Linked DNA regions of Homo sapiens: region 1 is linked to region 2. A link is a loop called in an ENCODE intact Hi-C map of the cell type or tissue named here. Cell type or tissue: K562. All regions are shown on one strand. Each heading gives the region's core, and the rest is flanking DNA. Links, peaks and the distances in the headings are about the cores only.

Evidence for each region. Hi-C counts contacts between places; a loop is a spot of excess contacts. Peaks named below come from ENCODE experiments on the same cell type or tissue, not always from the same donor. Only the 100,000 strongest peaks of a DNase experiment are listed, where the experiment ranks them.
Region 1: a loop joins it to region 2, with 2.5 times the contacts of the local background. A loop is called at or near these places in 2 of 110 quality-filtered maps.

Annotation. Positions count from the first base shown.
Region 1 is chr6:151,005,097-151,012,827 of GRCh38, forward strand. MTHFD1L (methylenetetrahydrofolate dehydrogenase (NADP+ dependent) 1 like) reads left to right here. Exons shown (of 28, transcript NM_015440.5): 21 at 4,723-4,862. Among named protein-coding and RNA genes, the nearest start is that of MIR12131, 94 kb to the right of the region's middle. RefSeq lists enhancers at 3,860-4,598, 4,599-5,335. In K562, for the core only: no CTCF peak of the experiment used is centred there; a DNase peak (open chromatin) is centred at 3,535.
Region 2 is chr6:150,824,769-150,832,499 of GRCh38, forward strand. PLEKHG1 (pleckstrin homology and RhoGEF domain containing G1) reads left to right here. Exons shown (of 17, transcript NM_001029884.3): 16 at 5,814-7,437. It also overlaps the pseudogene PDCL3P5. Among named protein-coding and RNA genes, the nearest start is that of MTHFD1L, 37 kb to the right of the region's middle. In K562, for the core only: a CTCF peak has its summit at 3,547; no DNase peak of the experiment used is centred there; H3K27me3 peaks cover 1,931 bases.

The DNA.
Region 1 (7,731 bases), core at 1,009-6,008, 180 kb after region 2:
AGTCACTAAGAAAACCTAACCTATAGGTTATATATGTTGGCAGTTCCCAAGAAGTACCTAGGAAATGGAACCTTCCTATAAGAGTGGTTTGTCCCCTTCTCACGAGATGGGTCTTCATATCAAGGCCCCCTAAGGCACAGATACACAGCACTCCACAGTGTCCAAGTTCGTAGTAATTGGTGGCACCTTATTAAAGTAGTTTTTACTTTCATAATTACTGATTACACATCAGCATACCTTTTCCATGTTCTGTTTCCTTGGCAGCCTGATATTTGAATACAAACGACATAAAAGTGATTACATGCAGCATTTCAGGACAGTTTTCAAACTGAGAGAATTTGGCACTTTCTTTTATTTTCTTCCCATTCTTCGTCTATTTCCTTTGCATTTGGAAGCCAAACTCCTCGAACCTTTACTTCTGCATGTTGTTTTCGTCCCCTAGCTAGAGTTCTCTTTATTACTACTTTTTTGTTTCCAATTGGTCTCTTTTTAAAAATAAAACATGGTGAAACCCCATCAATACAAAAATTAGCCGGGCATGATGGCGGGTGCCTGTGATCCCAGCTACTCGGGAGACTGAGGTGGGAGAATCAATTGAACCCAGGAGACGGAGGTTGCAGTGAGCTGTGATCGTGCCATTGCACTCCAGCCTGGGCGACAAGAGTGAAACTCCGTTTCAAAAATAAATGAATAAGTAAATTAAAATATGAAATTAAGCTTAGCTAGCCTGTGTAGATGTTTTAGATGGTCATATCTTTATCGGATATGACATTTATGCCTTTCAGTAAAACCATTGTAGTATTGTAAGAAAAAAAGGGAAGTATGATAGGGAGGACTAAGAACATATTTGTACTTCTATGTAATGCTATTTTATGTGTCTATTTCCATTGAAGTGTGGCCTTGACATCACTGGCTCCCAAGTCCCATCCTGTTTTTTCATTGACCTGCTTGTGCCAGGTACTGCGTTAGGAAGTGGAGCTACCAGATGAATAAGGCGTGGTCCCGCCCTCCATGTGGGAGACGGCACGTCAGTGTACTTAGGATGCTGCATGTGGTGACAGATGAGGGCCCTGCAAGGGAGCACACCACAGGGCCGGGAGGGTGGGATGGGCGGGAGGAGTAGCCAACTTTGCCCGAAAGCATCAGGACAAGCTTCCAGGAAATGGCACATCCAAGCTGAGTCTTGGACAGCGGGTTAAAGAGGCAGAGAGGGGAGAGAGGAATGTTCCACATGGGAAAAGAGGTCTGGAGGTGACAACAAGTAACATAGAGTATGTGGGCTGTGCCGGAAGCTTGATATTACAGAGGCACGAAGTCTGAGGCAGGGAGTGTGAAGGAAGATGAAGGTAGGGGAAGGAAGTTTACACAAGGGTGGCCTTGACTTTTATATTAAGGCACTTTAGGGAAGCAGGAACCACTGAAGACAGGAGAACATGGTGACTACACGGGCGCATTGAAGGGGGGAGGAGCTAGGTTTTTGAAGGGAATTTGAGCTTGCAATTTTTCAAGGGCATTCAATGGTTATAAATGAAACTTTTCATTAATATATTTGTGTCCAAGTGTTTTTAGATGTGCTTTTCTGCTACTCTCTTTTTATTTGGTTTGGAGATAGATGGTGACTTTCCTTCAGTGCCTTCTATGTGTCTTGACATGTTAATGTCTCAAACACATGGTCCGTATCATCATGGAGCTTGCAATCTAACAGGGTAGTTTAACACATAAATATGCATCCAGTTGGAAAGAACTTAGAGATCACTTGATCAGCCCCCGTTATGTAAAATGTATGCAACAATCTACCTCCAACTATAGGGCGACATTAAACAGTTTTTCAAAATACCATGGCATTGAAAAAAATGCGTAACATTTGGGTTACTTCAGTCCCACTCCCCGGTACTAATCAGGCCAGTGAACCAGTCTTGCTGGTGAAATAATGACTTCTCCAGTCATGATGGATGATTTCCCTTCATCATGACCATTTCTTCCCTGGCTCTGCCTTTACCTATGAATCTCTTCTTTCCTCCCTCTCCTTCCTCCTCTTGGTCTCTGCCTGCCATACCCAACTCCACATTTCTCTGCTTGGAAAAATCCTACTTGATTCTCAGAGCCTGACTCCATCACCCCCTCTCTCCAACCCTCCCAGGCAAACTCCGTCCCTCCCAGTGTGCCGCCCTCCAGCTCTCTCTAGTTGAATAGCAGATGTTCTCTCTCCCACTTCCCTGCAGGGCTTCAGGGTAGTGACCCTAAGAGTGAGCTTCTACCAGTGAGAAAAACGCCTGGATGGAGCAGGAATTCCCACAAATGCTTAGGAATTCAATATGATTTTTAGCAAGTGGGAGAATTATCCTTTTGGTTACAAAGATGTGAACTATTTTTGTGAGTTCTCAGTATGCACCAAGAAAAACCCCAGTGACTCAGTAATGTACCTGTGCCGTCTCACTTAACCCTTCCAACAAGGAACTTGCCAAGGTGCACAGCTGGGAGGGATCCGGGGTCCCGTCCGTGTGCTAACCTGCAGGACAGCGCCGCATAATCCAGTACTGGGGCCTTATTGTCCAGCCTTCCACCTCCAGGAGCCCACTCAGTGATGACTTTTGACAAAAGTCACCCGGATTATCCCTCTTTTGGGGTCCATGATGCCACCAACGGCTAAAGTTAACAAATGCATTACCAGGAGGTACCACTGAGGTAAGGATTGTTACTGTAAGTGATTTTCTCTGATTTTGACCACTACAAGTAAAATCACAAGATTTGTCCCAAATACTATATAAAGAGGAATGTCTTTTATTTCTCGAAATTGTTCTGCCACTTTGTTTGTTCAAATAACACATAATAAAGGATAAATGGCTTGTAGCTATATTTATCCAAATTGAACATTTTTGATGTAATTTTTTTAATTTGTCAAAAGCATATCAATGGTCATAAAAATTTTTTATGTCCTCTGGCCCTATTACCTTACCCTTGGGAATTTATTCCAAGAACGTAATTTGAAAGAGATTAAAGCACATAGGCACAAATATTTTCAGTGCAGTATTGTTTATATTGGAAACAACCCAAATGTTCAGTAACAGGGGGAACAATTTTGTAAATCTTGCTACAGCAACTTAACAAAATTATAAGCTGCCACTTATAATTGTAAATTTTGAAAGTTTGTAGCACAGCAAGGAAACTGATCATGTTAAATGTTTCTGATATCTTAGTTAATTTTTCTCCCGCCAGTTCCGATCGGTGTCCTGGTCATACCGTCAGCATATAAGTATGTATTTCATAAACATTTACTTTGTATTAACTCAGTAGTATTCCCTTCCTAGAGTGGTTTGCTTCCCAGATTGTAATGGACAATCATCTCACCTGGGGATCTTGTAACAATGTGATTCTGATTCTGTAAACTTTGTGGGGAGCCCAAGATTCCACATGTCTTAGAGGCTCTCAGATACTGCTGATGCTGTTGATCACGAATCACGCATTGAGCAGCAAGGTCCTAGAGCTCTTTGTGTATGAAGAAGATACTACTGACCCAGTGCCTCGCTATCTTGAAAGGCAGCTGTGACCTTTCTAGCAACTGAGGGGGTGGGGACTAGAAACGAGTGTTTTCTGGTGTTTCTCTAATAAAGCTGCTGTCTTGTATCCAGATTGACCATCAGTATCCTTATGCCCTTCAACTAACTTGAAATTTGTCAGTTAACAGAAATTACTGGGTGGCACTAAAATAAATTATTCTTAATATAAAGGGTAAGAAAGGGTCGGGTGTGGTGGCTCATGCCTGTAATCCCAGCACTTTGGGAGGCCAAGGTGGGCAGATCACCTGAGATCAGGACTTTGAGACCAGCCTGGCCAACATGGCAAAAACCCGTCTCTACTAACAATAAAAAAAAAAAATTAGCCGGGTGTGGTGGTGGGTTCCTGTAATCCCAGCTACTTGGGAAGCTGAGGCAGGAGAATCGCTTGAACCCGGGAGGCGGAGGTTGCAGTGAGCTGAGATTGTGCCATTGCACTCCAGCCTGGGGGACAAGAGCGAAACTCCATCTCAAAAAAAAAAAAAAAAAAAAGAGTAAGAAAGGATCTTCCATTGTAATCATACTATCATTGCCTTTTGAAACAATTTGGAACCTGATTACAAAGTTGAAAATCCCCATCTGTATGAAGAAAAGCTTCACTGGCTGGTCACCTTGGCTCAACGCCTGTAATCCCAGCACTTTGTGAGGCTGAGGCGGGTGGATCACAAGGTCAGGAGTTTGAGACCAGTCTGGCCAACATGGTGAAACCCCATCTCTACTAAAAATACAAAAATAAAAAATTAGCCAGGTGTGGTGGCAAACACCTGTAGCTACTCAGGAGGCTGAGTCAGGAGAATCGCTTGTGCCCGGGAGGCAGAGGTTGCAGTGAGCCGAGATCATGCCGCTGTACTCCAGCCTGTGCGACAGGGCAAGACACCATCTCCAAAAAAAAAAGCTTCACTGTGAGTTATGATATGGGAAGAAAAGTCTTGGCCTGGCCACCACAAGGAATCCCTCAGGCCTGGCGGTGGGAAGCAGAGGAGGGCGCAGTCTCTTTAGGGCAGAAAGTGAAGAACATTTCTATGACAATGGGGAAATCAGTTCACCTTTGTGTTGGTAAACAAAAGGAATGTAAGCTGTCCTTTGAGCTCGAATCATAGTGGTGATTGCCAAAACCTACCTTTGTTTTTAGAAGATAATAGCACATATTCCACTTGCTTCCCCACAGTGACCGAAGCTGGCTTTGGTGCTGACATCGGAATGGAGAAATTCTTCAACATCAAGTGCCGAGCTTCCGGCTTGGTGCCCAACGTGGTTGTGTTAGTGGCAACGGTGCGAGCTCTGAAGATGCATGGAGGCGGGCCAAGTGTAAGTGCCCACACCGCCTTCCTAATACCAAAGAAATTTCATTATGTTAAAACAGAATTGAGCATTTGAAAAATTCCTGCCCATTTAATGACTATAGTTTTCTAGAGTATTTTTCTTAAAACTTTTTTTTTCCTGTAGACCTCCCTCGTGGACATCTAAAACGTTTTTTGTTTTGTGTTGTTTTTTGTTTTTTCCCAACACCACCATAGGGCACTTTGAGTTTAGTAAGTTCGAGTAAACAGTAACACCCACAGTTCTTTCTAAACAATATTTTGGAAAGGAGCATAATGCAACCACTTTTTAGTCTCAAGCTTCACATCTGATACTCAGGCCAAGATTGTATAACCATATGGTAATGGGAGGTTAGAGGCTCTTGTCCCTGAACGAAGAACAAGAGGATTAGAGTGAGTTCTTTGATGACAGAGATTTTTCATTGTTTGTACAGATAGTTTTTCGGTTCACTGATGCTGCAACTCATCAGATTTCATCTAAAACTATTTTCCTTCTCTTTCTGTTTATTATGATTTCTCCTCACAACTCTGTTATAATACTGGATTGTTTCTAAGAGCTTTGCTTGGAAAACACAAATTCGATTTTAACTTCTTTAAAGACTTTTTATATTTACCTATCCTAATATATATAGAAATTACAGACATTATAAAGGAAATATATTCCTTTCCACAGAAAACCTGTGCATAGATTTTTGGGGGTTTTTTTGTTGTTGTTTGCTTGTTTGTTGTTTTTTTGTTTCATTTTTAGGAATTTCCAAGTGGAGAATAAGACATTTTATACTGATTAATCATTTTGAAATAAAATAAAATTTCTCTATCATAATATTCACATATGAGACGAACTGCCAAATCTGATTTCTTAATTGGTATACTGTACTGTGTATGTGACAAAAGTCATATATTCAATGATTATTGCATAGTCAAAACAAGTAGCAGGTTTGCCATCATGAAACGCTGTAAAGCAATTCTTTCTCCTGGGAGAGGTGGACATGATTTTTATACCATTTTACAGATAAGGAAGCTGAGTTTTGATAGGCTTAGGGAATATGGACAATGTCAGCAGGCCAGCAGAGAGCCGAGAACTTCAGATCTAAATCTCCTACTATGTCCACCATGCAGAGCTGGATGTTAATGAAGGGCAGAAGTTTTCTAAATCCAAATCCACTCCTAATACCCGACACTTAAGCACTTCATTTTTGCCTAAAGCTTCATCATCATTTCAAATGCAAGAATGATATAATACAGATTAAAAGTAGTAAATCATAAAGAATTCTGACTTCACTCAAAACACCCCTTGTTGCTACAGTCCTTCCTGGATTTTAGACATTGAATCTGTATAACAACTTCTATTTTTAAAAACTACTTCCGCCCATGTAGGATGCATTTGGAATTCTCCCTCCCTGCCCTGCCACCCTGAAAATTATAGAAAGGGCTTAGAGATTGTCTGATCTCATTCAGTCTTTATAAAGAGAAAATCTCTGAGGCACAGGGAGACGCAGTGACTTGAGTGGTGTCACACATCTATTTCAGGGACTGATCAGATCTACAGTCCTGGTCTCTTGACATCAGTCCCATAGTTTTCCAGACTCTGGTCTCTGTCCTGTAAAAATTCTCTACATGGTTTACAATCCTATTTCATTCATCTTAACATATGTGCTCTGTTATTCAGTGGTTGCACTTTCGTGCCACATTAATCCTTTGTGTCTCTTCCACTGCTGCTTAATGTCATGGTTCTCAGCCAGTGATCATGGTAACATGGAACAGGGTTAGTAGGCACAGATATGGGTGGAGGATAAGAAAAGGTGGGGACCAGCCAGGCGTGGTGGCTCATGCCTGTAATCCCAGCACTTTGGAGGCTGAGGCAGGTGGATCACCTGAGGAGTTCAAGACCAGTGGTGGCGGGCGCCTGTAATTCCCACTACTCAGGAGGCTGAGGCAAGAGAATCGCTTGAACTTGGGAGGCAGAGGTTGCAGTGATCTGAGATTGCACCATTGCACTCCAGCCTGGGTGACAAGAACAAAAGTCCATCTCAACAACAACAACAACAACAAAAAAAAAAAAAAAAAAAAAAAAAAAAAAAACCAGCAGGGACCAGGAAGCCCTGTGAAGCTAGGCATCCCTCTCCTGGGCTCCAGTAGTACCTTCTGCCTCACATTGTTTCATGAATGCCTTGTTCTGTGTCTCCCTATGTAATTCTCAATTCCTTGAGTTTAGGGACTGTGTCTTATTAATTGGTATGGTCCAAGTGTCTGGCATGGTCTATATGCAGGGAGTGTTTTCAATAATGGCAAGATAAATGAACTTTCATCCTCTTAATCCTCTATTCCATAGTGCTCATCTCGGTGTCCTTCCTTCATATTGAATAGCTCTGTATTTTTGAACCATGATTATTCATTTCTACTTCTGTTTTCTTTTTTCTTTTTTGCTACAAATACTGCGCTGGGATCGACTTCCTTTTGATCATTACACAAATAACCATGGCTGCCTCTTATGTTTATTCAGCTTGTTTTTTTTCCATAATTTGTACAGTGGAAAATCTTGTGGCCCTTGAATTTGCCCATTTTAAATTTGCCCTCAGTCATTTTAAACTCACATCCTGTCCCCCAGAGTGCTCGGCCATTCCCAGTGCAATCCAATAACTAATATTGTGCTATGCTTTGGGATCCACAGATTCTTTCACAATTAGATCTTTAAACTAACCATTGTATGAATCAGCATTCTTCACACATAGAACCAATAAGGATGTGTGTATATATAGAGAAAGATATTTATTGTAAGGAATTGGGTCACATGATTACAGAAGCTGGCAAGTCCAAAATCTGCACTGTGGGCTGGCAAGCTGAAGACCCAGGAGAGG
Region 2 (7,731 bases), core at 928-5,927:
ACCCACCCGTCTCAGCCTCCCAAAGTGCTGGGATTACAGGCATGAACCACCACACCCGGCTGAACATAATCTTACCTTTAAGTGATTGTCATGGCTGAGGTGTGCGCATTTTTTTTTCAGGTAGTACATGCTTTTGTTTGGAAACGTGTGAAACTTATTAATTGGTTCATTGTCCTGAAATATGGCATAAGGTTTTGGTTTCATAAGTGGGGTCACTGCAGAGGGCTCCCTGCTCTTCAAAGCAGCCACAGTAGCATTGTGGAGCCATGCCCTCTCAGTGCTAAAAGAAGGAATCTCCCCATCAAAGAGTTCTAGAGATTCAGTCTCAGGAGCTGCTTGAAAACTTTCTACAGCAGTGCTCAAGCCAGGTCCATATGGGCATAACCAAACCTTATGAAATAAAAAGGCAAGAAAGAAAACATCCATGCTTTTTTTGTGATAAAATTCCATCTCCTAATAGTAATGTGCTGAAGGTATATTAAATTCAAGGAGAGCAGATTTACTGATGATTAAAGAGTTTGTAACAGCCAGGTGTGGTGGCACACACCTGTAATCCTAGCACTTTGGGAGGCCAAGGTTGGCAGATCACTTTGAGCTCAGGAATTCAAGATCAGCCTTGGCAACATGGCAAAACCCCCTCTCTACAAAAAAAAAGTACAAAAATGAGCTGGGTGTGGTGGCTTGTGCCTGTGGTCCCAGCTACTTGGGAAGCTGAGGCTGGAGAATCACTTCGGCCGAAGTTGTAATGAGCTGAGATAGTGCCACTGCACTCCAGCCTGGGCAACAGAGTGAGATTCTGTCTCATAAATAAATTAACAAGTAGTTTATAACAGGAACTATTCCTTAATAATAGCTTAATATTTCTCCCAGAATATATATTCTGAGGCTGCGTATATGTGTGTATGAGGTGGTTAAGCTCATGTATAAGCCGTGGATTAAGACATGGATTCAAATCTGTTTCTGCCATTTATAAACTGTGTGACTACAGGCAAATTGCTTAACCTTACCAGGACTTAGTTTCCTAATTTACAGAACTGTTAAAAAGATTAAATGCAACATGTTCTTAAAAGTGCTTATTAATGGAATATTTGGCACAAAGCAAGTGTTCTATAAATGATAGCTAATATCGGCCTGGCATGGTGGCTCACGCCTGTAATCCCAGAACTTTGGGAGGCTGAGGTGGTTGGATCACCTGAGGTCAGGAGTTTGAGACCAGCCTGGCCAACATGGTGAAACCCTGTCTCTACTAAAAATACAAAAAAATCAGCAGGGCGTGGTCGTGGGCGGCTGTAATCCCCAGCCACTCAGGAGGCTGAGGCAGGAGAATTGCTTGAACCCAGGAGGTGGAAGTTACAGTGAGCTGAAATCGTGCCATTGCACTCCAGCCTGGGCAACAAGAGCAAAAAAGGCTGGGCGCGGTGGCTCACACCTGTAATCCCGGCACTTTGGGAGGTCACAGCGGGCGGATTGCCTAAGCTTGGGAGTTCACGATCAGCCTGGCCAACACAGTGAAACCCCGTCTCTACTAAAATACAAAAAATTAGCCGGGCATAGCGGCATGCACCTGTAGTCCCAGCTACTTGGGAGGCTGAGGCAGGAGAATCACTTGAACCCGGGAGGTTGAGGTTGCAGTAAGCCGAGATTGTGCCACTGTACTTTAGCCTGGGCAACAGGGTGAGACTCTGTCTCAAAAAATAAAAACATGATAGCTAATATCATTGTTAAATAGCTCAAATGCTGAGAATGTGGAAGGACAGGAGAAAAGTTCATTCAGGCTGTGGCAAAACTGCCGTATCGAAATTATTAGGTTGGTGCAAAAGTAATTGCACTTTTTACCATGACTTTCAGTATTGTGACCAACATATGCTGATTCTTTCCTATTTTTTTAAACATTTATTTATTTATTTTGAGACAGGGTCTTGCTCTGTCACCCAGGCTGGAATGCAGTGGCACGATCTCAGCTCACTTTAGGCTCAGGAATCCTCCCACCTCAGCCTCCCAAGTAACTGGACTACAGTCATGCGCCACCACGCCCGGCTAACTCATTTTTTGTAGAGACAAGGTCTGACTATGTTGCTCAGGCTGGTCTTAAACTCCTTAACTCAAGTGATCCTCCCACCTTCACCTCCCAAAGTGCTGGGATTACAGGTGTGTATCACCGTGTCCAGCCTGATTCTCTCTCTATCTTTCTTTCTGTTTCTTTCTTCCTTCCTTTCCTTTCCCTTTCTTTCCTTCCTTTCCTTCCTTTATTTCCTTTCTTTCCTTTCTCTTTCTTTTCTTCCTTCTTTCTTTATTAAATTTTTTTGTAGAGATGGGGTGTCTCACCATGTTGCCCAGGCTGGTCTCTAGTTTCTGGGCTCAAGTGATCTGCCTGCCTTGGCCTCCCAAAGTGCTGGGATTACAGACATAAGCCACCGTGCCCAGATGATTACTTCTTAATTTAAGAGTGTCTTCAGTTTTCTTAATGATTAATTTGATGTAAATTTACAGCTTCCAAAAAACTGCTTTCTTTTTTTTTTTTTTTTTGAGATAGAGTTTCGCTCTTGTTGCCCAGGCTGGAGTGCAGTGGCACAATCTCGGCTCACTGCAACCTCCGCCTCCCGGGTTCAAGCGGTTCTCCTGCCTCAGCCTCCCAAGTAGCTGGGATTACAGGCATGCATCACCATGCCCGGCTAATTTTGTATTTATAGTAGAGACGGGTTTCTTCATGTTGGTCAGGCTGGTCTCGAACTCCCGACCTCAGGTGATTCGCCCGCCTCTGCCTTCCAAAGTGCTGGGATTACAGGCGTGAGCCACTGTGCCTGGCCAAAACTGCTATTTTCATTTCAAGTGTAATTACCTTAAAAAGATACTTCAGCGGCACAGCTGGCTTGAGCAACTGAACTGGAAACAAGATGCAGGACCCCAACGCAGACACTGAGTGGAATGACATCTTACGCAAAAAGGGTTTCTTACCCGCCAAGGAAAGAATTGGAAGAATTGGAAGAGGAGGCAGAAGAGGAGCAGCGCATCCTCCAGCAGTCAGTGGTGAAAACATATGAAGATATGACTTTGGAAGAGCTGGAGGATCACGAAGGCGAGTTTAATGAGGAGGATGAATGTGCTATTGAAATGTACAGACAGCAGAGACTGGCTGAGTGGAAAGCAACTAAACTGAAGAATAAATCTGGAAAAGTTTTGGAGATCTCAGGGAAGGATTATGTTCAAGAAGTTACCAAAGCTGGCGAGGGCTTGTGGGTCATCTTGCACCTTTACAAACAAGGAATTCCCCTCTGTGCCCTGATAAATCAGCACCTCAGTGGACTTGCCAGGAAGTTTCCTGATGTCAAATTTATCAAAGCCATTTCAACAACCTGCATACCCAATTATACTGATAGGAATCTGCCCACGATATTTGTTTACCTGGAAGGAGATATCAAGGCTCAGTTTATTGGTCCTCTGAGTGTTTGGCGGCATGAACCTGACAAGAGATGAGTTGGAATGGAAACTGTCTGAATCTGGAGCAATTACGACAGACCTGGAGGAAAACCCTAAGAAGCCGATTGAAGACGTGTTGCTCTCCTCAGTGCGGCGCTCTGTCCTCATGAAGAGGGACAGCGATTCCAAGGGTGACTGAGGCTACAGCTGCTATCCCATGCCGAACTTTCTTGTGACAAATTGTCTGGATTTTTTAAAAAAGGAAAAAGCAAGAATGAATCCTTGTGGTTTTTAGTTTTGTATAAATTATGTTTCAAATCTTTACATTTTGGAAATAATCATTGCTGGAGATTCTGTTAAATATTTTGGAACTCTTTTTTTTAAATTATAGTATTTCCTCTAAAAAAAATTAAAACCAGCCATTTGTATGGCAAAAAAAAAAAAGATACTTCAATATTAACAATTCAGGTTTCCTAATTTTCTAAAACCTATGGGAATTTTCTGGGATGGACGATCTTAGGAAGGATCACTTTTGGCTGTTGTGAGAAACACAAAATAATTTTATTACACTTTAAAAATGTTTTGTCATAATTTAGTTAATATTAACCTTGTTTTACTTTATAAAAAGTAGTTACTGGGTGCCTATATTTTTATAACATTAAACCAGTGCAGTCTGAGTAAGGTGAAGAGAAAGATATATTAAAGAATGTGAAAAACATATATATGAACAAATATTAGGTATAAATATTGTGTGTGTATGTATGTGTGAAAAGAAATAAATGGCTAATTGAATTGCTTAAGTTTTAATAGAAAAATAACATTTAGGATGAAATTCCATTATTGTCTCTCTACTCCTCTCTTCCCTCTCTAATAGATATTCCAATTAACATCTATCCCATTTTCATTGACATGTGATGAAAAGTTCTTGCTTATTTGACATTTCCAATAGGTTACTATAGTGTTTTATTAGAATATATGTCTCTGGTACTAATTAGGTCTTAACCCTTTCAAGCCTTTGAAGTTAATCCTGTCTGCAGAATAGAATCAGAGGGTAATCTGCTCCTGTCTGCACCACTGAGCTCCATCCAGAAGGGTTCCAAGTTATAAAAGACCTCATTGTTTTCTTTGATTAGAAATCACTAATTTGGCTGGGTGCAGTGGCTCAGGCCTATAATCCTAGCACTTTGGGAGGCCAAGGTGGGCGGATCTCTTGAGGCCAGGAGTTTGTCTAAGACCAGCCTGGCCAACACAGCAAAACCCTGTCTCTACTAAAAATACAAAAATTAGCCAGGCGTGGTGGCGGGCACCTATAATCCCAGCTACTCCAGAGGCTGAAGCACGAGAATTGCTTGAACCCAGGAGGCAGAGGTTGCAGTGAGCCAAGATCATGCCAAGGGACCCAGGCTGCATTCCAGCCTGGGCGACAGAGCGAGATTCTGTGTCAAAAAAATAAAAATTAAAAAATTATTAATATTGTTCCTATTTTACTTCCTTATAGGCAACTAAATGTTAATTAAATGTATTTTGAAATAAGTAAAAATGTCATTAAATGAACAGAGGATTAAATTACACTCCTACAATAAAAACTCTTTGCCTAGAGTCTATAAACCAAGGTAATGCTGGCCATGTTCGTGGTGGGTCTGCAGATTTAAGAGAAATCCTTGGAGTGTGTGGTCGGGTCAGCAGAAGGGGCTTTTCGTATACCAGAAACCACGATAAAACTGCTAGGAGACAAGCACTGGCCCTAAAGCTCCTTAGAAAGTCTCAAATAGAACAGATAGCATGGCCCTTAACTTCTATACATATTAATTTATGCAATGAATATTTGCCAAATGTACACCAGACTTACTTGAAGAATCTAAGAATTTTCTGTATTTAGCTTATATCATGCTTTGGGGCAAGGGGTTTGGGGTTAGACCTGGGTTCTAGCAGTAGTCTTACTACTGACTAGATAGAGCAAGTTACTGAACCTTTAGGAACCTAGATTTCCTTACTGTGAAATTGGTACGATCATACCTAATTTCATAAAATGATTGTGAATATTAAGTTTGGAGAATGTCTGCACATTGCCCAGCCTAGTTTCTAAGTATATATTAGTTCCTGTCCTTCCCTTTTTGAAAATATCTGAAGTGCTTTTCAAGTCAGTTAAACACTCAGCCAGGTGTAGTGGTTCACACCTGTAGTGCCAGCTACTTGGGAGGCTGAGGTGGGAGGATTGCTTGAGCCCAGGAGTTTGAGATTAGCCTGGGTAACACAGCAAGACCCTATCTCAGAAAAAAATAAAAGAATATTAAAGCCTAGTGGGGGAGGCAGTGTGTAAACACAGGAGAAATTCCTGAGTTATGTGTCTTCTCCATGGTGCTGTGATTCAGTTGATATGTTTCCATCTTCCTCAGGTTTCTAGAGAGGAAGGATCTCCCCAGCTGTCTTCAGCAAGGCCGTCTCCTGCCCAGAGAAATAGTCAGCCTAGCAGTTCTACCATGATCAGCGTGCTTCGAGCGGGTGGAGCTCTCAGAAACATCTGGACCGATCACCAGATCAGGCAAGCCTTGTTTCCCAGCCGACGGTCCCCGCAGGAGAATGAGGATGATGAAGATGATTATCAGATGTTCGTGCCGTCATTTTCCTCCTCAGATCTGAACTCTACCAGACTATGTGAAGATAGCACTTCTAGTCGCCCTTGCAGCTGGCATATGGGACAGATGGAGTCCACAGAGACCTCCAGCTCTGGTCACAGGATTGTCAGGCGGGCCAGCAGTGCTGGGGAGAGCAACACATGCCCTCCTGAAATAGGAACTAGTGACAGAACTAGGGAACTGCAGAACAGCCCCAAAACAGAAGGGCAGGAGGAGATGACTCCCTTTGGGTCATCCATAGAGTTGACTATTGATGACATAGACCATGTCTATGATAACATCAGTTATGAGGACTTAAAACTAATGGTTGCTAAGCGGGAAGAAGCTGAATCCACTCCCTCTAAATCAGCCAGGGACTCCGTTCGCCCCAAGAGCACCCCAGAGTTAGCCTTCACAAAGAGGCAAGCTGGCCACAGTAAGGGCTCTCTTTACGCACAAACAGATGGCACCCTCTCAGGTGGAGAGGCATCCAGCCAAAGCACGCATGAACTCCAAGCGGTTGAGGAGAACATCTATGACACCATAGGGCTCCCAGATCCTCCGTCGCTGGGTTTTAAGTGCAGCAGCCTAAAGCGTGCAAAGCGGAGCACCTTTTTGGGTCTGGAGGCCGACTTCGTGTGCTGTGACAGCCTGAGGCCATTTGTTTCCCAAGACAGCCTCCAGCTCAGTGAGGACGAAGCCCCTTACCATCAGGCCACTCCCGATCATGGTTATCTGAGTTTGCTGTATGACTCTCCCAGTGGTAACTTGTCTATGCCTCATAAGCCTGTATCTGATAAACTGTCCGAAGAAGTAGATGAAATCTGGAATGACCTGGAAAATTACATCAAGAAAAATGAAGACAAGGCCAGAGACCGTCTCCTGGCAGCGTTTCCTGTGAGCAAGGATGATGTGCCAGACAGGCTGCACGCAGAGAGCACCCCTGAGCTGAGCCGGGACGTGGGGCGCTCTGTGTCCACGCTGTCCCTGCCTGAGAGCCAGGCTCTCCTCACGCCCGTGAAGAGCAGGGCTGGCAGAGCCAGCCGCGCCAACTGCCCCTTTGAGGAAGACCTGATTTCTAAAGAAGGCTCCTTTATGAGCCTTAACCGGCTTTCTCTGGCTAGTGAAATGCCCCTCATGGACAATCCCTACGACCTGGCCAACAGTGGCCTGTCTCAAACAGACCCAGAAAACCCTGACCTGGGGATGGAGGCCACAGATAAGACAAAAAGCAGGGTGTTTATGATGGCTCGGCAGTACAGTCAGAAGATTAAGAAGGCGAATCAACTTTTAAAAGTGAAAAGTCTGGAGCTGGAGCAGCCGCCGGCCAGTCAGCATCAGAAATCCATGCACAAAGACCTGGCTGCCATCTTGGAAGAGAAGAAGCAAGGAGGGCCCGCCATTGGTATGTGCACCCTGCCCTTCTTCCTTCTCCAAAGTAAGAGGGGAGAGCGGTTTTCAGATTTCAGATGTCCTTAAAACGGACACACCTGTGAGAACACTGACACTCAAGCTTTGTCATCTCAAAGTAAGACCACAGACAAAGCCATACTGGCCTTTCTCACATCGCCTCCTGTGAATTATCCACATTGTAGCATGATTTGGCCTCAGAGGGTGGTGGTGTGCATGTAACATCGTAACTGCAGAGATAATATTTTAAGAAAGAGTTTTCTCTAAGGTGATCTGAAGTATGAAAAAC